Linked DNA regions of Mus musculus: regions 1 and 3 are each linked to region 2. Evidence: chromatin loops called from intact Hi-C (ENCODE). Cell type or tissue: left cerebral cortex. All regions are shown on one strand.

The links. A loop is a pair of places that touch in the nucleus more often than their neighbours do. Peaks named below come from ENCODE experiments on the same cell type or tissue, not always from the same donor. Only the 100,000 strongest peaks of a DNase experiment are listed, where the experiment ranks them.
Region 1: a loop joins it to region 2, with 2.2 times the contacts of the local background. A loop is called at or near these places in 4 of 42 quality-filtered maps.
Region 3: it touches region 2 in a loop (3-fold over the local background); 2 of 42 quality-filtered maps call a loop at or near these places.

The regions. Positions count from the first base shown.
Region 1 is chr10:63,890,232-63,898,231 of GRCm38, forward strand. All of the region lies in intron 7 of Ctnna3 (catenin (cadherin associated protein), alpha 3), which reads left to right. Among named protein-coding and RNA genes, the nearest start is that of Gm30644, 76 kb to the left of the region's middle. In left cerebral cortex, no CTCF peak of the experiment used is centred here; a DNase peak (open chromatin) is centred at 4,551.
Region 2 is chr10:63,578,178-63,586,177 of GRCm38, forward strand. Ctnna3 (catenin (cadherin associated protein), alpha 3) reads left to right here. Exons shown (of 18, transcript NM_001164376.1): 5 at 3,767-3,886. Among named protein-coding and RNA genes, the nearest start is that of Ctnna3, 120 kb to the left of the region's middle. In left cerebral cortex, a CTCF peak has its summit at 4,600 (motif pointing right); DNase peaks (open chromatin) are centred at 4,609, 5,817, 7,059 and 7,254; H3K4me3 peaks cover 276 bases.
Region 3 is chr10:64,036,019-64,044,018 of GRCm38, forward strand. All of the region lies in intron 7 of Ctnna3 (catenin (cadherin associated protein), alpha 3), which reads left to right. All of the region lies in intron 2 of Lrrtm3 (leucine rich repeat transmembrane neuronal 3), which reads right to left. Among named protein-coding and RNA genes, the nearest start is that of Lrrtm3, 50 kb to the right of the region's middle. In left cerebral cortex, no CTCF peak of the experiment used is centred here; DNase peaks (open chromatin) are centred at 1,962, 3,882, 4,313, 5,487 and 1 more place; H3K27ac peaks cover 3,044 bases.

The DNA of each region.
Region 1 (8,000 bases), 310 kb after region 2:
TCATGTGCTGCCTTATGGGAACCCTAGAGCCTTGAAACCATCCGGCCATGCAATGAACTCTACAGAGCTGGAAGCCAGCATAATCCTTTTGTCTTAGAGTGTAAATTGCTATGAGTCCTTCCCTCTAGTGACAGTGACATGGCCAGCATAGCCATCTCTATTGTGTCAGAAAAGGCCTTTGAGATTATTTCGTGCAAAAGAAAGCATACAGAGAGATGGTACAGGAGAACAGAGCTTTCAGAGTTCTGATTAGAGATGTTCTCAGTAGTGGAAGTGCAACTAGAAAATAAAAACAAAAAGTTGTTTCTTTAATTTGTAGATAATCTGATGTTCAAGCATTTCTGCTGACCCTATCCTATCCTTGTCCCATGCTTTATTTAATTCTCTGTCTTTGGGAATTACTTACTTTCCCAGATGGGCCACTATGTCAAGAGTGAGTAAGATTCAGTTAGAAGAAAGGGATGGTATCTGGTATTTATCATCACAACCGATTCCATTGACTGCTCTCTTGGAGGTTAAACCCCCAGGCCCGCGTCTTCTTCTGTTGGGTAGGGGCTCCAAACCAGCCCACACTTTAAGCTCACATGACAGGGCTGCATTCCATGTTACTTCCCTTGTCTGTATTAAACACACTCATGCTAACACAGATTAGTCCTTAAAAGCTTCCAACAGAAGCCACACATGTATTGAACAGACCAGTTCTGAGGGCTTTAGCATTCGAATCACATCTTTGACCTTGTTACTCTTGTCTGAGCTTTTGGATATTCTGGAATGTTTAATCTTAAACATTTGGAATTGTGTTCGGAAATCCCTAATTCCTTTCTCTTGGATTGGTCCTTCAGTGAGTTTGTCCACCATCTCTCCATAGACAGACCTTGCCCGTGTAGTGTCAGCCACAGCAACTTTTGAATCATTAGAAGTGGAGGCTATGTCTTCTAAGTTCCCTCACAGTGAAGCCTTTTTATTGTCAACCTTAAAAGTGGGTTTAGTCATACAGAGCCTCATCAACTAAGATAAAGAGCTTGGATGCCCTCCGATGGATGGGGAACGACTACTCAGGGTGTAAGGCTCTTGTTCTGAGAGAGCATATTAATGCATCTTCGAAGGCTTGCTTCGAGGTTTAATAATCTAGGGCACCTGATTGCTTTCCCTACAGATTCAGGTCTCTGTAAAACTGGTTCTGTGCATCTTCATCTCTGCTTCCCTAGGGCCAGAGATGGTTCATGTGATAGTAAAGGGCTGAGTTGTAAGCCCTTTAACGAGGAGACATGGAAATATGTTTTTGCCATTCAGTCTTTCACCACTTCTAAAGAGAAGCATGGTCTTTCTGCCCCATAGAAATCCACTGATTTCTTTTACTTTTGAGGATTGCCAGAGAGAATAAAGTGTGGGTGAAGGTCATGGCCGCTCCATTGCTAAGAGGGGATATGAGAGATTACATGGCAGACCAAAGTCATAATCATCTTAGAAAATGAAGGATTTAAAAACATGTTTTGGAAATAACAAAGCTTGTATTTAAAAGGTAGTTTTTAAATGCCAGAAAGTCCAAGAGATCCAGGCATAGTAAGAAGTTCTGATCAGCAGAGATGCTAGCATCCAAAACCTTGAAGACCAGAAGTTCTAGGCTCACGTGGTTTGCTTGTTGAAATACAAACATCTGAGGCCCAAATGACCTTCTGAATTTCAGGCCTCTGGGATTTCAGGCCGATATCTGGAATTATAGGCAGCATCCCCTAGTAGTTACGATTATGCAGTACCAGACAAAGCTCTCTGATGCCACCAGCCAAGAGTTGATGCTGAAGGATGCTACCTGATCCTCATCACCATTTAATAGTTGTGTATATGTTTATGTGCACATGCATGCTTATGTGCATTTAAAGCTGATACCTTGCTCATATATTACATGAGTTCAAATCTCAGACCACAATGAGGTGAAGAATCAAGAAATGATCTAACTTCATGGATCATAAAATTTGTTGTCTGCACAAGGAGTCTCTGCTCATTGTAAACTCCTAATTCTGAAAGTTCTTATCTCCATGACACTGAGGGTTCAGCTCTCCTTTTTGTGTCTATTTTGAACTTCTTTCATAACTATGGAGAAAAATCCTTGGTAATTTGATATTTAATTGTAGGTTGTATTTTATTTGAGCCACAGCTTTTGACCCACTCTCTCTCTCTCCCTCTTTCTCTCTCTCTCTCTCTCTCTCTCTCTCTCTCTCTCATGTTGTACTGGTTAGTTTTTGTCAATTTAATGCCTAATCTGAGGGATTCAAACTGACTTGTAGCCATGCCTATGCTACATTGTTTTGATGGATGATTGATGGGGCAAGTGGTCCTGGAGTGTATAAGAAAGCAGGCTGGATAAACCATGAGTAACAAATCAATAAACAACACTTCTCCATGGCTTTTGCTTCAGTTCCAGCCTCCAGGTTCCCACTTTGAGTTCCTGCCCTGACTTCCCACCATGATGGACTACACGTGTAAGACAAATGAACCCAGTCCTTCCTGAAGTTGATTCTAGCAGAGCAGCACAGATGAAAACCAGGATGCATGGTTAATAAATTATAGTATTAGAGTTTCTGATTGTCTCTAGGTGACTAAAGACAATTAACCAAATACCTTATCAAACCATCTCTAGAGTTGAGAGGCTTTGAAACCTAAATCAGGGTAAGTCAAATTGAAACAGTGTCAACAATTGAAACCAAATGGTTAATGTTCTAAGGCATTTGGAATGACAAACATGTCTCATTTAATTTTCTTATTGAATGAAAATGGCTTCATTGGAAAAAGTTACTTTTTTTTCTAAATTATAAGCTACTGATGTGGCAAAGTATGTATGAAAGTGCTGTGTGGAAATCTCCACAAACATACAAGATGTTAGAGTCGCTTCTCTCACAGAGTGGTTGAGCATCCAAAGAAGACAGAGTGCTTTTTATCAAAGGGTATTAAGTGAGGAGACAGTTAATTTTCACAATGCTTTCCCATCCTCCTACTTACAGTCTTTTAATTCTTTTTGTTAATCAATTAATTAACACCCAGATTGCAGCTTTCCCTCCCTCCTCTTCTCCCAGTCCCTCCTTCTCCCCTCCCCTCTCCCCTCCCCATCCCCCAACAGTCAGAGGCAGCCCTGCTCCTACAGCTTAGAGCTCTCACATGAAGACCAAGCCTCCCATCTTTACAGTCTTTTATAACCAATGTGATCAGAATGGTCAGGTGATTTTTAAATGAAAACAGACATTTTAAGTTTTTGTGTTTATTTATTTTTTCACAATCATTCAATTTTAATGTGTGTTAGTGTTCCAATGTTCTGTGTTTAGAAAAGGAAGGGAAAAATCTTTGACTACGTGTAGCAAAAGAACAGTTGTATTTTTTACTTAAAAAAAAGAAAAGTAATTGCTGGAAGCATTTGCAATCTTGAACGCCTTGCCTGCTCACGTGTGTGCACACTGGCAAATGTACTTTTGTTTTATTTGTTTTGGGGAGGGGGAGCGCAAAGAGAGGAGAGAGAAAGAGAGAGGAGAAAAGCAACGAGAGCGAGAACATGAAACTGGGTGGGCCGGGGAGGGGGAGATGTGGGAGGAGCTGGGGAAGGGGAAACAGGATCTAAATATATTGCACGAAAAAAAATGTAAATGAGAAAGTAGATATTGAAAAGAAAAGAAGGTGCAGTAGTGATGCTAGAGGGATAGTCCAGCAGTTGAGTGCTTGCTCATTTTGCAGAGGGCCAGAGTTTGATTCTTAGCACCCTTAAAAGGTGGCTCATAACCACCTATAACTTCAGCTCTGTATCTCTGATGTTCCTTTCTGGCCTCAGTGCACATCAGCAAACACATGTGCATATAGACACACACACACACATCCACACACACATCCACACACACACATCCACACATCCACACACACAACCACACACCTTAAAACATTTTAAAATCCTTACATGCTTAAGTGGTATTCTGTTCAAGAATCCTATTTCCCCCCTAAACATGTATTTATCTATGAAAAATCACTTTCTGCTCAGAGCATGCATTTATTTGTATGGTGGACATCTTTTTGACTTAAGCATTACATACAGAATATTGATTTTTTTTTCTGACTTAACAGCCAACCTTTTTCCAAGTTAGTACTAAAGGAAAATTTAAAGAAGTTAAGCCTTTGGTTGTTGAAAAATGCCAAGGGGGTTAAGCTGCGAAAGAAAAAGGAGGGGAATGTTTTTGTGGGGCTAACACTTGGCTTTGACAGTACAGCATGCATGGCCCGGTGGTGGATAAGTTTGAAATGGTTATTAGTTTTATTAACCTGGAGAAATCTTTTCGGGTGAGTCTAAGGAATGGGAAGGAGTCAAAGCATTCTGAGTTATTGTTCTCCAGTTGGAAGACGCAGCCGGGAAATGAATTGCCTTGGAAGGTAAGAACAGAACAGCTTTCTGTAGAGATTGACTTGGGAAAAGGAATATATTTCCCCGTGAATCACCCTTTTTTTCTTCATCTGACGTAAATGTTAAGCATATATCAGTGTGTTTTCTCCATCTTGAGAGTACTATACAGATTTTTTAAAACCAATTCCTTCTCTGCCAGTTATTTAAGGCTAATCCATATGGTGAGGCATCTATGCAAAACTCAAAGCCTGCTATATGTATCACAGATGAAAATAGACCTCACCAAGATCATTGCGTAGTGTGTTGGGAGAAGCCCTCTGGTTGATTTCCCTTGAAACTTTCTCAGGTCAGCCCCACGGTTCTTATATTCCTGCATACAGGACCCATAGGAGAATTAGGATGGAACCAGAACTGGTTGTGAAAGACCAACCAGAACATGTTTCAGTAATCAGAGTGAGATGTGAGGTTGACTCAAACTCACTCTGGGGAAGTGACTGAAAAGCTGAAGAGGTTTTGTTATCGTGTGCTCTAAGTGTGTGTGTTAACTTATAGGCTAATTTTCCAAATGTCAAATATAAATATAATTATAAGTATTAATATAAAAGCGGTTACATAGGATGGGGAAGTTGAAGACCCAGGAAAGCCGATAGCTTGGTCTCAGCCTGAGTCTGAAGGCCTGAGAGACAGGGCAACCAAGGGAGTAGTTTCATTTCCAACAATCTGCCCATACAAACCCAGAGAGCAGGTGTTTTAGTTTGATGCTGAGGTAGGAAACAAAACAAAACATGAACACAAACAGCAAGCTCAGTTCATCAGGCAGGAAATATCCCTTCAAAGCGATTAGGCAGAAATATCTCTTCTAATTTGTTGAAAACTTAGCCCCATTGTCCTCCTGAGGCCTTCAGCCTCATTGTCCTCCTGAGGCATTCAGCTGAATGACCACACTCATGTTAGGGAGGGTGTTCTGCATTAGTCAACACACCAATCCAGATGGTTATGTTATCCAGCAGCACCCTCGTGGAGATAACTAGAATAGCGTTTGGTGGGACATCTTGGTACACTGTCACTAGTCAAATTGATGCATAAAGCAAACATCACAAGGTTAAATCTCGATTTCAGAAAATTTGAGGAATAAATGGGGGTTAATAATGAGGAGTCAAACGACTTCCGTTTAGAGTTTGAGCAGTGCTTTATGTAATTTGTGAGGAGGACATAGGAAAAAGCATGTAGTGCTGGTGTGGGTAGTGAGTATGACTGGTCCACACTAAGCTCTTTTGATATAACTATGTATGTAACTACAGGTTATACAAGTGTATATCTGGATGTAAACACAAACACACACACACACACACACACACACACACACACACACACTTCTGACCATAGTCTTCATTGTGGGCAGAATGAAAAGAAATAATTCTTCAATGCAAATCCTTCACTGTGCTGGGGATGGTTGCAAGTCAGAGGGCATACCATGTGCTTATTTTCAAACACATAAGATAAATGGAGTGGGAATTAAGTAGGTTCTTAGAAGAGAAGGAAAAGACTTGAGCTGATCTTGATAGAAGCTGTGCCTGGTCAGGACGATCAGTACTCCCCATGGTGATACGGATATGTGTATTCTAACTGTTGTCACTCAGACACTGGGGCACAATGTGTAGTCTGGTTACTACGGCTGCAGAGGATCAGACATCCTTGACAGGCTGGGTAATCTTTCCCTAGAAGCAATAGATGTTTCCAGATGAAAGGCATAACCCAGATTAAAGGTGTGTTCCTTAAACTCGGAGATTCAATCTTCTGGAATCCATAGCCACTATGGCTCAAGATCTCCATACCAAGATCCAGATAAGGATCTCCAAGCCTCCAGATAAGAGTCACTGGTGAGCCTTCCAATTCTGGATTGTAGTTCATTCCAAATATAGTCAAGTTGACAACCAGGAATAGCCACTACAATCCACACCTTGTCAACTTGACACAAATAATATCTCATGTTCACATGAAACAATAACAAGGGTGTGAATACACCTAACATGATATAACTATCCCTCGTACAATCGCAAACGCATTTGTAAATTTACAATGGAGCATTCATATTACTTTATAATCCTCGTTTCTGCAACTGGTTACGTGGCCTTAATTGGTATTTATAACTACCTTCCTCTACTACCCATTCTGTATTTCCTTCACCTTCAGCCAGCACCTCAGCAGGTCTTGGCTCTGGTTCCAGAACTGGAAATGAAGATGTGGGTCTTCATTAGGACACGGGCCTTAACCCATGGGAGGGAAGTGCCCATTGTTTTGTACACGAATGACTGTGGGTACAGGCTGCTCTCTCCTGAGTTCTGTGCAAGCTTCAGAACCTCTTGTGTTATTTATGTTCAGAGCATTTTTTTTATTAGCAGTAAGCATGCAGCATAAACCTACACATCATCCAGAGAGGATACCTAGAAGGTATTTATAACAAATTAAAGCATAAACACGAATATCTAAAACACTCCACAAGAGAGGGAGGGAAAACAGTGGTTCATTAACTCAGGAGAAAGTAAACAAATAAAGGGATTTTTTTTTTTTAAGTGTTGACTGGCTTGAATTGTATGGCATAAAAGACATGCTATAATAGTATCAAGTGGACTGGAAAAGTCCAGGGGAGAATTTTACTAGACATCTTAGCTCTGAGTGAAACAATAACAGAGCTCAAACCCAGGACCCTCCGAATGATGCCCGACAGCGTCTCTGTTCACTTGGTTTTCAAGACCTGATTCTGTAGAATTACCTGTTTGGCTGAAGCGTTCAGCACATGCCAGCATGTCTCTTTGTTAACCCTTTTATGTGTGGATGTGGATCTGTCTCAGAGTAGATGGATCTGGCAGGAAGTCTGGCCCAGGATTAGTTAGTCACCACATTCTTTCAGGGTAGAATGTGGTTAGCATAAGTTAATGTCATTGCTAAGCTACATTGGAAGAACTACTGGCATGAGTTTCCTTGATGTGAAACTTGAATTGTAATCATAACTTCTATTTATTACAGGTGGCTTTAATCTATTTGTCTACTTTTCATTCTGTAGTCATGTCTGCAATTCTTCAGCGTTGACTCTGTCAAGAAAACACTCTTTAAAAGTGCATAAGAAGATTAGAAAGTGTATGGTCTTTTGCTAATTATCTTCCCCCCGAAAGTTTTGTTTTTATTGATTGTCAGAGGCACTGCCTAATGTAATGAGTCTATAAGAAAAGATGAATTGTATTTGTAATTAGTTCTCAACATAAAGGACAACCCAAGGAGAGTTAAAATTACTCACGAGTGCTCTGGGGAGGTGGTTTTTGGTTTAATAGGATAAACTGCTCTGGCAGGGGTCCTGAGTTCAGTTCCCAGCACCTGCTTTGGGAAGCTCACAATCACCTGTAACTCCTCCTCTGAGGCATCTGATGACCCCTTGTGGTCTCTGTAGGCACCTGCACTCATGTGCACATATTCATGAACAGATACATACCTAAAAAGAAAATAAATCTTTACAAAGTTACCCTTCAAATGTGATATTGAGGGATACTGAGAATGTAGCTGAGTTAATAAGTTGTCTTTTATGCATGCCACTCTGGGCTCAATCCTCAACTCTGTGTGTACAAGGCAG
Region 2 (8,000 bases):
GAAGGGACTGGTGAGAGGGGGCTGGTGGGATGGCTTAGTGGGCAAAGGTGTTTGCTTCCAAGCTTGACAACCTACATTCCATCTCTGAGGCCCACATAGCTGAAGGAGAGAGCTAACTGTCATGTATCATCTTCCGACTTCTCCATGGGTGTCATTTCACATGTAGACACACACACACACACACACACACACACACACACAGATATACACAGACACACACACAGATACACACACACACACACACACATACACAGACACACACACACACACACATACACATACACAGATACACACACACAGACACACAGACACACACAGAGACAGACACAGATATATACACACACACACAGACACACAGACACATACACAGATACACACACACACAGACACACAGACACACACACACACACACACACACAGATACACACACAGACACACACACACACAGACACACACACACAGAAAATAGCTAGAAAACATTACAAAGTAAATACAGTAAATCGAAATATTATGTAAATAATAACCATAAATTAGAAAAAATAAGGCATATAAACAGATGAGTAGAGTTGGCTCGCTCCCAGAACTCTGAAGTTTCATGTCCTCTGTGGTCCAACTCAGGCTTCTTCATGTCTTCTATTTTATGTAACTCCTTCAGTCACTCTCAGTGAGCTTTCAAATATTTGCCGTACCCTACTCTTTCCTCTTGTTTGCACTCCACGTTCTAAAGAAAGATCTCAGACATTGGTGTGAAGGCCCTGCTCAGCCAAGCTTTCTGAGGCCCAGTTTACGCGCTTGAGACTGGGAATGTACCAGGACCTCCTGTTACTGATGTGAGACTTCAGCTGGAAGGCATAAAGTACCTGGGGCTGAACACATACTTGATGAATGTCAATGCCCTTCCCATTTCTGGCTTCCATGACTATTTCCGCCTGTAATCTTTAAGTTCCCCCAGTGTCTTAGGGTTTCCATTGCTGAGAAGAGACACCATGACCAAGGCAAGTCTTATAAAGGACAACATTTAATTGGGCTGGCTTACAGGTTCAGAGGTTCAGCCCATTATCATCAAGGCGGGAACATCGCAGTGTCCAGGCAGGCATGGTGCAGGCAGAGCTGAGAGTTCTATATCTTCATCTGAAGGCCACTAGCAGAAGACTGGCTTCCAGGCAGCTAGGATGAGAGTCTTAAAGCCCTCACCCACAGTGACATACCTACTCCAACAGGGCCACACCTTCTAATAGTGACATTCCCTGAGCCAAGGAATCACACCGAGGGAAGAAAATATGTTTTATATTCATAACATTAAAAAAAAGATTTATTTATTTATTTTTATGTAAATGAGTACACTATAGCTGTACAGATGGTTGTGAGCCATGTGGTTGCTGGGAATGGAACTCAGGACCTCTGCTCCCTCCAGCCCCGTTTGCTCTGGCCCAAAGATGTATTATTATATGTAAGTACACTGTAGCTGTCTTCAGACACATCAGAAGAGGTCGTCAGATCTCATTATGGATCCACCATGTGGTTGCTGGGATTTGAACTCAGGACCTTTGGAAGAGCAGTCAGTGCTCTTAACCGCTGAGCCATCTCTCCAGGCCTATTCATAGCATTTGGATGAGAGGAACTGCTAAGTGGTATTTGTTGAACTTAATTTGCATCTCACTTATCTCTTCACATTGGATTGAAATAAACATGGTGCCTTCACAAAATGGAGGATGTAACCCAGGAGAGCGCCATTCTTTCATGGCTCATGCTGTAGTGCTTGATACACCGAGGATCAAACCATCCCTGGGAACTTAATTATACCCCATAAAATCTTATTGGCCTGTCTCATGGAGTCACAGCTGTAGTGGGATTCTGGTGTGCTTAAACGGTGACATCTCTATCCATAGACACGAATCTAGGTGACACCACAAGATGAGATCCATGAAATAAAAGAGCAAGTGACAGTCATATCGGGTGACACGCTCAGCCACTGACAAAGTATGCTCGAATTCACGGAAACAAACCATGGCTTCAATTTCTTGTGAGTTCCCTTTACTTACCTGTCAGTGGCGGGAAGTATTCTGTGACCTGCTGCAATCTATCACCTCTCTATCCGCTGGAGAAGGGACAGGAGCAATCTGACTCCTCGATCTTGTAACTCATCCGTTACTAACCTGCTTTGGTCACTAACCTGGAAGTACTCTTCCCTCCTCAAAAACGCAAGCTCTGAGAGATCTTCCTCTCTGAGTGACCTGCTCTTTGCGGATCCTCTGCAGACACAAGGTACATCTCATGCCATGCCATGGGCATGCGGGAGCAGCTAACTTTTCATACATTTGTTGGTTTCCATGATTGGCATGTGAAAACTTGATTGAGAATGCCTTTGTTAGCATATATTGACAATGGATCTTACTGTGATATTTTCATGCATGTGTATAATATAGTTGGTGATATTTACTGCCCTACTCTCTCTTTTGTCCTCTCCCAGCCCCACTTTTCTCTCTCTCTCCCTCCCCTCTCTCTGCTTCCCTCCCTCCATCTGTCTGTCTATCTGTCTCTCTGTCTGTCTCCCTCTGTCTCTCTCTTGGCATGGACCTTTTTGCACATGGATGCAGAGACCAGAGGGCAACATCAGATGCATTCCTAAGTCACTCTCCACTGTATTTAAAAAATTTAAGCTCATTTAGTTAAAAATTATAATTACATTATTTACTCACTTCCCTTCTCCTCTCCAATCCTTCCCGTGTACCTCTTCCTCTTGCTCTCATCCAAATTAATGGCCTCTTTTTCTTTGTTGTTACACACACACACACACACACACACACACACACACACACACACGGTGTGCTCTCCCCGAGGAAGACTTCAGCAACTAAGGAGCTTCCTGTGGTTTTCTAGGGTTGAGGCCCCCTGAGTTTCCCTCCTTTCACGTTAACTCCCGTCTATCGGTGTCTTCCTTTTTCAGTTCATGCCTAGGCAGCCATGTTAGTGAGGCTTTATGGGTGTGGCTTCTCTGACACTTCTAGGAGTCAGAATCTCACAGCACACGGTTCCCCTGGCTCTTGCCGTCTTCCCCCTACCCCACTGATCTCTGAGCCTGAGACACAGTTGTCTGCACTTGGATTGGCTGTGGCTTTCTGTAATGATCTCCATCTGCTGTAAAGAGATGTGATGAGGGGTGGGAACCACCCTTATCTGTGGCTATAAGGACAGAGATTTTGAATGTGACAAGGGATTCCGCTGGCTTAGTGAAGTGGTGGTGAAGCTCGCTCCTTGGCTAGCCTGGCTGGCCATGGATCTTGGGTGGTTGCTTCCCCAGTGTTGGGATTGCAGATATGAACAGCCACACCCAGCTTTTCCGTGTACTGTCGGGATTCAGACTCAGGTTCTCAAGCTTCCGTAGCATAGTCTTTACTGACTGAAACCTCTCTCCAGCCCTAAGAATGTTATAATATTAGACTTATTGTTAGACTTAAAGTTATACATTAAATCTCATTTTGGGGGGTACCCTAAAGCATGAGAATTCTTTTATTCTGAATGACATATGCTCTTCTTGATAGGATGAGGGTGGACAGAACCTCTTACTCATGCATATCGGTGCTACACACATACAGTCTCTATCTCTTTATGATCACCCCTAATTAGTCCATTGAAAGATAATTAGCATTTGTTGTCTCTGAGTTACGGTGGGTAAAACTGAAGCACACTGTTGACTCTGTCATCTTAGTGGGGAATTTGAAGAAAACATGTCACCATTATCATCTGCTTTTCTTTTCGTTTTCAGTTCCAAAGAACATTCGAGTCTCTCAAAAATGTTTCCAACAAGTCCGACCTCCAGAGAACCTACCAGAAGCTCGGGAAGGAGCTGGAAAGCCTGGATTATTTGGCCTTCAAACGCCAGCAGGTAGGAAAATAAGAGCAATTCAGGCTTCCCGCTGTCCCTCCTGTAGGAGGTGCAGACAGGTCGAGAAACTTACCTTCTAATGATTGGGGCAGAAATAGCTTGTGTCGATCGCCCCGTGTTCATCTCGCTACCTACAGTGTACAGTGCGGCCCTGGCTTTTAGATGGGTACTTTAGGGGTTTCTGCACACGTCCTTTTATTCCTTTAAAAGGAGATTCCTGCGGTTCTGTGAAGGTCTAACTACCCTTTGGTAATGACGTCTTAGCAGCACAAAGAGCTTCTAGGACGGCCTGGCCACATGGCTTTTGTATTTGGTAGGGTATAACCAAGGGGGAATAAAAAACCACCCAAAGACCAGGAAAAGCGTCTAGATGAACCTGCAAAGTGAGGACAGAGACTCACCTGTTTTCAACAATAGCGTTTGACCTCCAGCTTTGCTTTTTGATCTTTGAAGATGAGTAAAACCTTGTTAAATAAATGTGCAAGGTTAAAGGGAAGGATTCTTAACAAGTGCATGCCTCTTGGCTTGCTTGGAGAGTCCCAAGATAATCCCGGAGACAAATCAAACCTTTGTAAGATTGCTTGTAGGATCGGTACTGTCCACACTCAGTCTTCACAAGGATATAGTCCGTGCATCCTGTAGACCACACCGTCGCAGTGGCTGGCCATCCTTTTCAGGCAGAGTCTGGTTGCAGTTCCTGTATGGCCACTAGGTGTCAGTGTCGTCAAGCTTTTACTTTGTTGGAAGGCTTTCTTGGATCAGAGCAGTCCCTCAGCCGGTTAAATTAGGTTGCGTGAAAATGGTAGCTGGTGTCTAGAATCGCGGCTACACGGTTGACCTGTCTGCAGAGAGTGCAATCGTCTCGCTGTTGCCCGATTTACAAGTTCTGGGCCTTTGGTATATGGATTTTCAAAGCAGTATTTTTGTTAAACCACATTAAGTCTATATGACATGGCTTAGAAATTAGCCCAAGAATAGAATTGTGTTTCTAGGTTCTTGCTCTATCATAGAGGTGGAAAAAGTTTCTCTTCAAAATTGAGTATTTAACCTTTCTGTGGCTTTATTTCTCTAAGAGTTACATTTTATTTATTTATTTATTTATTTATTTTTGATTTTTTGAGACAGGGTTTCTCTGTGTAGCCCTGGCTGTCCTGGAAATCACTCTGTAGACCAGGCTGGCCTCGAACTCAGAAATCCGCCTGCCTCTGCCTCCCACTGCCCTCCTAGTTACATTTGTGTTATGGAATATTCTAGATGAGGACAAACGGACTATCTCCACAATACTTTATACAGAAAAAGAACATGGTAAGCATTTATGTGTGTGTGTTTTTCTTTTTCTTTTTAAACTACTGTTGGCCTGGGTGTTAGCAGACATAACACAGGGAGCCAGTGTTGCCGAGAGCTGCAACCACAGTCAGTTCCCGGTTCCTGCTGCTCAGCGCTCACACCATGGATCTCCGCTTTGGCCTTGAATAGTTTCAGCTCAGTTTTGTTCCCAAGATCCTATTTTACCACCATGGGGCGTTTGAGTTGACAGACCATCCTCTCCCCCGACCCTTTCTCATTAGCGCGTTTCCGGTGACGGTGATTAGATTCTAGTACTTCCAGGGCGGGCGAGCAGAGCTCTGGGAGGACCGTACTGAGTGAGGACAGGTAACGTGTGAGGAGTGGAGAGAGCGAGCCCGTGGTGCCTGTGAACGTGTGCATGTATGTAGACCATCCTTGCTGCTGCCACGCACTGTGGCACAGAGTAGGACTAAACCATTTTTGAACCGAGTCACTAAACGTCGTCGTAGCAGTACCGTAGGGTCGGTTTTATTGGTAGCATTTGTAGATGAGACCGCTGAAGAGTTTTGTGACTCTCCTATGATGGTCGTACGGAGGAGAGAAGCTGGAGGAGAGAAGCCCTGAGTCAGCCCGACTCCAAACCGCCCGCCCACATTGCCTGGCTGTGCGGGGCTTAAGCGTCAGAACATTAGCTGCTCTCTGACTGGGTGGCATCTTCCATTCCTGTTCTTTTAAAGCAAGAAAAAAAATCTATTAGGCTCACAGTGAAAAGTACTTTTTTTCTTTTTTCGTCTTACTGGGAGAGATTCAGATCTCTGTAAAACTGCTAATTCAGCAAGAAAACTTCCTTGTAAGAGCTGGATACAGAGATTTCATCCGTGACAGTTTTTTTTTTTTTTTTTTTTGGGTCCCGTGCTACCCACCATTCTTTGCGGCAGCAGAAGCAAGCAAGGTTGATTTGCCACCTCCTTGGTGGACCCTTTCCAGTCTTAGTATCTGACCATGGCAATTCTCTGACTGGCGCAGTTACTGGGCATGCCCAAAGTTTTGGCCTCAGATTGCGGGGCATTAAAACTAATGAGTTTGACTCACTTTGAAATGCAGGTGGGCATTATCCCTTCTGTTCTTGTACACAAATGATAATAGACTGTTCTTTGCGTGATTTCAGGCACTCTCCTAATTTATTTTATTCCTGTATCCATTTTGGAAAAAAAAAAAAAGAAATGACTAACATCACCCAAGCTCTTAAGTTACGGTTGGCAAGTCAATCAATTATAATAATTTTTATGGATTCATTCATTAAATTTTCTTTTCTATGAAATATTTATATGCATTAACTCTACTGTATATATCTTTTACAGAGATTTTATTGTAAATATACACATTTCTTTAGAAAATTTAAATGCTACAGAAATTTATTTTACTTGAACACAATGATTATATTGTAATATCCTTGATGGAGAGAATTCTTTCTGAGCAATAGGTTGTTGTGCCTTGTTTTAATTATTTTAAAAATATTCCTTAAACTGTATGGAGGAAGATATTGAATATATTTATGCATGTGCACGCTGGGGTATATGTGCGAGGTCAGAGGACAGCTTGTAGGAGTCGGGTCTCTCCTCTCACCACGAGGCTTCCTGGGATCCGGTTTGCACCGAGAGCCTTGAGCTGCTGAACCGTCTCATGGCCGTTCCTTCTTTGAACCTGTGTCTTCTGAGAACTTACTGCGTACTGTGTCCTAAACACAAGCGGTCTTTGGTTGTTCCTTCCTACGGAATGAATGCTCACACTGGAGTCAGATCAGATGAGTCCATGTCTTCCCACGTTCAAAAAGAGCAATGTTGGAAGTAGCGTTGGTGGACAGAGGTGAGAGAGGCAGCTGGGATAGAGGAGGGGTGGGCACACCAAGATGGAGGAAGTGGGTGATCGAGCATCATTAGCGCGAAGATCGGGAAGCCCATTCATCGCATCTGGGATAAAACCTTATGAGAGCTGGATACCGAGACTTCGTCGTGACTGAGACTTCGTCGTGACTGGTTTTCTGGTCCCTGGCATCCACAGTTCTTTGCTGCAGCAGAATACATGCAGCCGGGGGACAGGGTCTGTCGCCACCGCCGCCTCCTTAGTGGATTCTTTCCAGCCATTTCCCCGCTCAGACTTCATCCTATTGCATATCCTATATGCACCAGCTGTGGCACAGATCCCAGACTTATGGATCAATCCGAGCAGTTATAAATCAAGACATCTCCTTGGGGCTTTTGTTTTTATGAATAAAGTAAGATTTACTAATTTAGACTATAACTTAATTTCTACCCTTAATGCTTACAATAGCATTATAAAACACATTTCATTTTCACTGGTCTCTAAGTCTTTTGTTACAAATCAGAGCTGGCATTATTGAGTTGAGCACTGTATGGACAAAGACACGTTTGTATGTTAATGCGAATATATTTGAAATTTAAACACTTTACTTGAGATCCGTGCCCACACTGAAACTCGGCGCACACCCTTGATTCTTGTCTCCTTGATCATGCCTGTTATTCTTGCCTTCTGACCTCCATACAAGGTTTATATAACTTGGTATTTAGACCATCCAGCCCCTTCCTATTTACTTATTTTCTTTAACGTCACACTGAAGCCTCGTCTCCCTCGTGACACCTCATCCAATGTCCTCAGGTCAGTGTGTCACCTTCGTTCTCAGCATTTGCCTGTGAGAATCTAAGGGCTGTCCATGGTGGGCTTTGTAATCGTGCAGGCTTAGTGTGTCAACTGCCTTAGGCACTTGACTTTCTTCTTTTAAAACCTGAAGGAAAGAGTACCAGGCTTG
Region 3 (8,000 bases), 460 kb after region 2:
AAAGTTGAACTACCACTTGACTGAAAAAATTATAAAATCCTTATTATATGAAACGGAATATCATTCCACACCATTCCTCTGTAAAGTACAGAGTGTTTACTCAAGGATGAGTAGGTCTTTTTAAGTAATCTTCTTAATTGATAGAAGTCTTCTTACCTAATTAATTCGTTAAGTGCTTATTAAGGACCTAATGTATGCAGACATTGATTGGGCCTTGGAGACATGCTAATGAACAGTACAGGCAAATCCAGATCTCGCCATTAATGACACAGATATACAAATTAAAAAGAAATCATGAGAGTTGTAAGAGCCTTGAAAGGACCCAAGGGTGATGAGGCTGGGAGTGACAAAGGAAACAGACTGGGATGTGTGCCCTACGGTCCGGTATGTCGATCCACTTTGTCCCACCTTCTCCATCTTGATTACTTTTCAGAAGACTGACACCTATGCAGCATGTTATCAAACACACTAATCATCTGCTCGCTGGTTGTGCTTCACCATGGAAATCAATCTACAGATGGGCTGAGAACCTGGAAAGGTTGAGACTGGGAATATCTGACCCTGGATTTCGCCCAGCCATATCCCCCACTTACTGGGGTGCTTTTCTTTAAAGAAAGGTTTGTTTCTGTTGGAGAGTCCGTTTGTCCATGCTCCGAGCTTGAGGAGCTTCTGTCTCCTTATTCTCTCATCTTTGGGAAGTCTGATTACTCTTTGGCCCTGTGGTAACAGAGTACCATGTGACTTCTGTAACTTTTATGATGATGATGGCTACAACCCTTCAGCAATACTTCCCTCCAGTGGTCAATCATTTATTTCCTGTGCACCCAAAATGGATAAAGATGGTTAAGAAAGGTGCCTCTGATGAACTAATAGATAATATGAGCTTTGAAGAAGGCATACCTGAGTGAAATACTCAAGGAAGAAATGTCCAAACCAGGGACACACTTGAGATAAAGAAGCCCAGAGAGAGACGGTCTCTATGTGTTTATACAATAAGACTTCTTTCTGTCCAAGGGGAGTGGACTAGGAGAGGCTGTAGGAAGTGAAGATTAGACACAAGCTTATGTGAGTGTCCTCCCAACTAACATCTTTGTGGTGCTTTACAAAGGAGACAAGAGAAATAGATGAGTAAAAGTAACATGGCGTGAGTTGTTGTCTTTCCTAACCCTATTTGTAAATTCTTGGAGAAGCACAGAGAACATTGCTAAAAATAAATTATTTACGTTTTCATTTTCCTCTATTTGTAGCACATTTGCTTGAGTCATTGAAGTGGCTTAACAAGGGAATAGGCGGAAAAGATGAAAATAATTAATAGGACAAGACCCCTATAAGCTATCTCTGCTGCTCACCCTGGTGATTTTTAAAATGAACCATCAACTTTGTGAGAAGTAGTTTGGAAATCTAGAATGCATATCAGTTTAATTTTTAAATCTATTTTCATTAGATGTGATGTGATGTGTGTATACATATGTGTGTGTGTGTATGTATGTGTGTGTTCGTGTGTGTATATGTGTGTGTGTATGTGTGTGTTCATGTGTGTATATGTGTGTGTTCGTGTGTGTATACGTTTGTATATGTGTGTGTGTATGTTTGTGTGTGTATGTGTGTGTTAGTGTGTGTATATGTGTGTGTGTATGTGTGTGTTTGTGTGTGTATATGTTTGTATATGTGTGTGTGTATATGCTTGTATGTGTGTGTGTGTGTGTGTTGATCTCTCAACATCTCCTGTAATTACTTTTCTTTCTATCTTTATGTTTGGTTAATTTTCACTGCCCCTTTCCCACAAGTAGAAAGCAGCTCCTCAGCTTGTTGCTCCCCTGCCTTTCATTCTTTGCTTCGGTTTGTTTTCTTCGCACATTCCAAATGCTATTTTCTATCCATGGAGCCCCCTCTGCCAAGCTGGCTGTGTTCCTTCCCGGGTTCTCTAAACCAGTGATTAGTGACATCACATTCTGAAAAGAATGCTGTTCCGGAGAATATGTTCACGTCTGGTAAATACTTGGCCTTGATGTAGAAAGTGGGCTCGGTGGTCCATGGCATCTGGGTTAATGCCTGGCATGTTTTACCTGTGAAGTGAATGTCTGATGATGGGATGAGTGCTTAAGGACACAGTCTCCAGTGAAAAGAGTTGAGACAAAGCCACTATGGAGTAGGTAGCACTAGCGAGATAGAAAACCTATCTGAGTTTCGTCACTGTCATCTGTGAAACAAGGTACAACAATGTCTACCATAGGACTTCTGTAAGAAGCAGAGGATGTAATGCATTCAGAGATGCTGCATGGATCCTAGCTCGCAAGAAACACCCAGGTGTTCACTATTAATTTCATCTTTATTATTGTACAGCTGTGCGTGATAAATGTCTTTTTTTTTCCCTCAGGAAGTCAACATTCACAGTAAAATTTTAGCAGGGCGAGTTTACTGTCAGACTTTTCATTGTTTTACCAGAAACACTTAAAGAGTAAATATTAGCTTATTAGCAAGCAAAGGGGTATGAAGTAGAAATCAGTAAGGTATACATTAAATCATGCTACGCTTTGCTTCTGTTTATATCTTAAGCAGCTGTGTGTTCAAGAGTAGTGAGATAACTCTTTTACTTCTTTAGGCAATTCAGATCTATTGGAGTTATTTTCCCTGGGTTTCACCATGGTGTCCCTAAGGCTGTTTGTTTGTTGACTATGACTGGAGTTGCTTCTCCTTCACAGCCTTTGCTGCTGGCACACACTTTGGGGCTTCAAGTACCAGGATCTCTTTTATCTGCTTCCTTCACCTCACTCTATTTCCTGATGGATCATTCAAAGATCATTTAACCCTGTTTCTCATATCCGTTTATAGGAAAACATTGCAGCCTCTGAGGAGTTCTTGTTCCTGGATGTGTGTATCCTGGGCTGCCTGTCGGATGGACTGGTCCAGAATGAGCAGGGGCACCAGGGGAGGTGGAATGTGCAAAGAGCACCTCTGTTCCCATTATACATTTTGTCCTTAGGGAACTGAAATCAAGTTTCTCTAGAGGGCATAGGTTCTGCTTCCAAATTACTTCTTGAGAGGACCAAGAGAGACAGAAAACATTCATTTAGCATTCTCAGGCATGTGCAGGGAATGTGTGCCTATCAATAAAGGAAAGCTAATTAAAACCCAGTCCAAGAGTCAATCCAGAGGGTGTTTGAAGGAAGGGAAGTGACACACTTTCTTGATGTGCCCAAGACAGTTATGGGATAAGCTACGGAACACAAAGGTAAAAATTGCTCATATTTAGTGGTGTCTAGTGAAGGGTCCTGTATTTTTGATGGGAAAACTCAATCTCAATCAATCAATCAATCAATCAAACAACAACACAACCACAAGCAAACAAATAGAGAGATTCTATAGGTACAGTCGTAGTATTTTTCTAGAGTTTTCAGAGACAAGAAGTTAATCACTTCCATCTACTTATCCTGATATGGAGTCATCTGTCCCATCGCTTAAACCCGGTAAGTCAGCCAATACAGGGGTCCATTATTGTTTCCATACATTATGCTGCTATGGACATTTCTAATTTAAAATGTAATCTGCACTTCATCACTACTCTCTATTAAGCCCTCACGCCTATTTCCCCCTTTGCGGTCTCCCCTGAAAAGCAGAAGCTCAGAATTACTTGCTGTAGGTCATGCTCACCGACCCATGCGCTCCACTACTTGCGATGCTTTGCTGTTGTTTCTGCTTTGGGCCAGAGCCTGGTTTGCAGAACAGAGCCCTTAGCATTTTCTTGCTTATTGGGACTGTCTGAAATGAATGTTAACTGCAGCTCAGAAGAGAGCTATAGCACACTCATCACGAACCACCCTCACATATGCAGCTCTGCCACGCACCCTGTCTCCCTCCCCTCTTCCTCTGCTTCCATCTGGAAGGGCCTGTACAAAACCCACTGGAGCCTAAACACAGCTACATTAGCCGGGGACGCCTCTGGTTCAGTCACCAGGAAGAGATCTCATTGGCATGATGTGCCAGGGTACCCCGCCAGGTCCAGACTCTTGTCTAGTACAGAGATGAGGATCTCAGAAGGTGCTTGGATTGGAAAGGAGTCTGAGGCGGCCAGAGTATCTATCTTACTGCAGAGTGTGCTGATCCCATAGACACTGCAGCGTCTTGAAAAATAATAAAAAAATATTTTGCTCATTAACTTTTTAAGTCATGCTGGCCTGGCGAAATCAATATAACATGTTGTAATTGATTCATGGAATGAAAAAGCCGGGCCTGACTGGTGAACTCTGCAGTTGGCTGCTCCAGGCACCAGGTCCTTGTTCTCATTAGCGCACTTCCTTTAGCACTGCCTGAGCCAAGGGCGCAGTCGGAGCTGGAAGGCTCCAGTCCTCTGCAGACAGGCTGTTTGAGACGTAGCTTGCATCGTCTCCCTGGGGTCTTATGCTTTCCCTCTGTCTCTGTTCCCATTCAGGTCAGCTGAAGGACTTCAGCCTCTTCCTCATGGTCCCTGACGACCTCAGAACAGCTTCCCGGGGCCGCAAGCCTCCATTTACACCAATCACTTGACATTTTAATCTATGTGCTCCCTCCTCCTTCTCTCACCTTTTCCTTCTTCCCTCAGCCTGTCTTATTCCATCTGTCCCATCTTCTCATCGATCTCTCTCATTCTGCTTTTTTTCCCCTATAACCTCACAAGGTGAACCTTTATTTTCCTATTTTGTCCTTTTAAAATTCAGAGCCTAACTCTTTCATCCCCAAGACAATATTTTATGTTTCTTTGCCAACCCCTGCTAAATTATGTTCGTGCATTACCCTTAAAAACGGAGGTGACTCGTATATAAACTGAGCTGGGCTCTGTGACTTTGCATCCAGCTATTTTCTCAGGGATCATGGAAGAGAAGTGTATCCCCAGAACATTGAAGGGTTTATTCTTTCTCGATGGGTTCCTGTCTATTTAAAGCACTGTGCATGCAGCCCCCTTGGCCCCTCACTTAAGATAGAAGGAGCTGTTCTCAAACTGTCAAAAGTGACCAAGAGCAATCACAGCATCTAGGAACACATTGCCGAGACCAATAGACAACTTTACTCATATTCACGTGGATTTCATCTTCTTTTTGTTCTTTTGATGGTAGCCACTTCAGGAGCAAGAAAGTGGTAAGAATTACAGAACACTGCATCCGGGAGTGATCAATAGTGTTCTTACTGCCTAGGTGGCTGGAGGCTCTTGGAATTTCTCCACACGGGGCCCTGTTTATTGCAGCTCATGCCGCACACACACGGTACAGCAGTTTTTTACTGAGCTGAATGTTTTTCATCTATCTTAAATCTTGCATAATATTGCACCAGCACTGGACATTACTGTCACTTTAGGATGTGCAACATTGTACCAAAAATTAACCACCGATGCCATATTAAAACAGCTGCAGGGTTCAATTTAGCTACAGCCGGAAGAAAATGTTATGCTATGGAAGTTGGCCAGAATTGCGGCATAGCTATGCTATAAATGAGGAGAAGAAAGGAATTGAGGTCAAGCTGCCAAAAAAAGATAGAAATGGGAGCCAGGGAGCGTAATTCATACGGTCAATGGCAATTCAAAAGGACTCAGATCCATGAAGTATGTGCCTGGGTGAGCAGATGCAGGGTTGTAGCAGGGGGGAATCTCATCAGATTGGAAATTAGAGATACAAATGAAGGTAGAAAGAAAACACCTACCTATAGATGTGATTCACCATAGTGATTCATCTTTGGGACTCACTATATCGACTGCGGAACGTATCGCTAGAAAAACTAGGGATGCTTGAAATCAATTTTGAGAAGTACATTCCAATGTTCAAGGAGCGGCTGCAAAGCAAGGCTGTTAAAAATGCAAGGCTGTCTGGAACCCCCCTGGAGCCCAAGCTGCCCTCTGAGAATGGGCCGCCATGAGATACAACAGTTGTCATTTGAAGGTAAACTGTTGGAGAGTTCTGTTGGTACACCTTTGTAGTGAACACCAACGTGGCAACATTTCCCTTTCCACGGAATCGTGGGCTTCTGAGGTTCTCATTAACGGTGGTGGGACCATCTGTCTCTTTGCTATTTATTTGGCTCATTCAGTCACAGGTGGGTAGGATGGCCCCGATAGGCTTTATTCTCATTCAATTCCGACGCCAGCTCTGGGAAACAGCAAGGGTCCATGACAGCTGTCACAACGCTGGGGTTCCCTTTCCTCCATGGGAGCCAGGAAGAGGTTTCTCCATGTGACTTGCTACTAACAGAGTGGGCAGACAGAAATCATTTCCTCACCCCCGAGGTTGGCGGCATGCAACTGTTGTTCTGGTTGTCTTACCCACTTGTTAGAAACAGACAGGAACTATAGTGGCCATGAAATTAGCTATTGTCTTCCTTGCTAGAGGGGACAGGAAGACTGTTGACCATAATAGCTCAGCCAATCCTGACCTTCACCTGTAATTTATGTCGGCCTTCCTGGTTCAGATGTGAAATGCTTACTCATGCAACAACTCACAAGGACACACATTCTGATCTCTTAAGCCTTTCCAAACCTCCGGTGGAAACAAATTCTACTACCGAGGTGTAACTTCATGCTCTCTTTTCATGGTTCGATCAGTAAATATGTTTTTAAAAATTTCAGTGTTCAATTGTAAAAGTGCTATTTAAGAAATATGTGTCTAATCGGATGCTTACTTAACACGGGATTTTTGTTAGGTGTGATACTCTACCCCTCTGCACCTTACTTGAGTTAGGGTTTCTCATTGAACCTGAGTCTAGGCTAGTAACCAACAAGCCTTAGGGATCTTCTGTCTCTGGTCCCACATCCCCATTCCATAGCTCTGGAGTTTCAGAGTCCAGTGCAGCTATGCCTTTTTGTTGTTTTTGTTGTTGTTGTTGGGAAATGGGACCCAAACCCATAACCTTTTGCTTGCGTGATAAACACTCTTACCCAGTAAGCCATCTCTCTACCTCTGTCATATTTAGTTGATGAAGTACAGGTACAAGTACAGTAGCTATTGAGGTAGGAGAAAATCTGTTTCCTCCAGCAAAGAGATTCCTGGTTAGTTCTAAATCAATGGACATAAAAACAACACTAAATGAACTCTCTCTCTCTCTCTCTCTCTCTCTCTCTCTCTCTCTCTCTGAAACAATAATTACAGAGGAAGAGGTCATGAATCCACGGAAGGGGGGTTATTAATGATGTAAATACAGTGTCTTTGTGTGAAAAAAAATCTCAACAGTAAGTTCCATTGGTAAGGAGAGAGACATGGAGGGAGGCGTGGGGGAGTGTTGGGTATTCCTGGGGAGAGAGAGTTGTGGTGCCTATGCTCAAAATGTATTACTGACATTCATAAAATAGTCAAAGAATAATGATACTCTATTAAAAAATCTCTGGGTAAATACATGCTTATAATTCAATCTCATGTGAAACTGAAGAATTTGATGGTAGTTTTAATGCTATACTGAGCTTCACAGGAAATAGCTTATATGAGACAGTTTTCAAACAACCAGAAAAATAAAGAGATCTTTTATGAAATAGCATGACAAGTTTAGAAAATTTATTCATGAGAACTTCACAAATTTCACATTTGTCACTTTTTTTTTTTTTTTTGAGGTAGCATCCATGTAGCTCTGGTTGTCCTGGCACTTGATATATATCCCAGGTTGGCTTCAAACTCAGAGAGATTCACCTATTTGCCTCCTAAGTGCTGGATTAAAGGCATTCACCTCCTTTAAATCCCACATTTCTTAATTGTGAACTGGGAGGGATAAAGGCAGGGGAAACTGTGTCCAGGGTGTACTGTATGGAAAAAGAGTACAGCTAGAGAGATGGCTCAGTGGTTAAGAGCACTGACTGCTCTTCCAGAGGTCCTGAGTTTAATTCCCAGTACCCACATGGTGGCTCACAACCATCTGTAATAGGATCTGATGCCCTCTTCTGGTGTGTCTTGAAGACCAAGAGCAACAGTGTGCTCACATACAAAAAATATCTTTCTTCATTTTGTATTTACAAAGTATGGTGAGAACAGTCAGCATGAGGTCTACTCAAT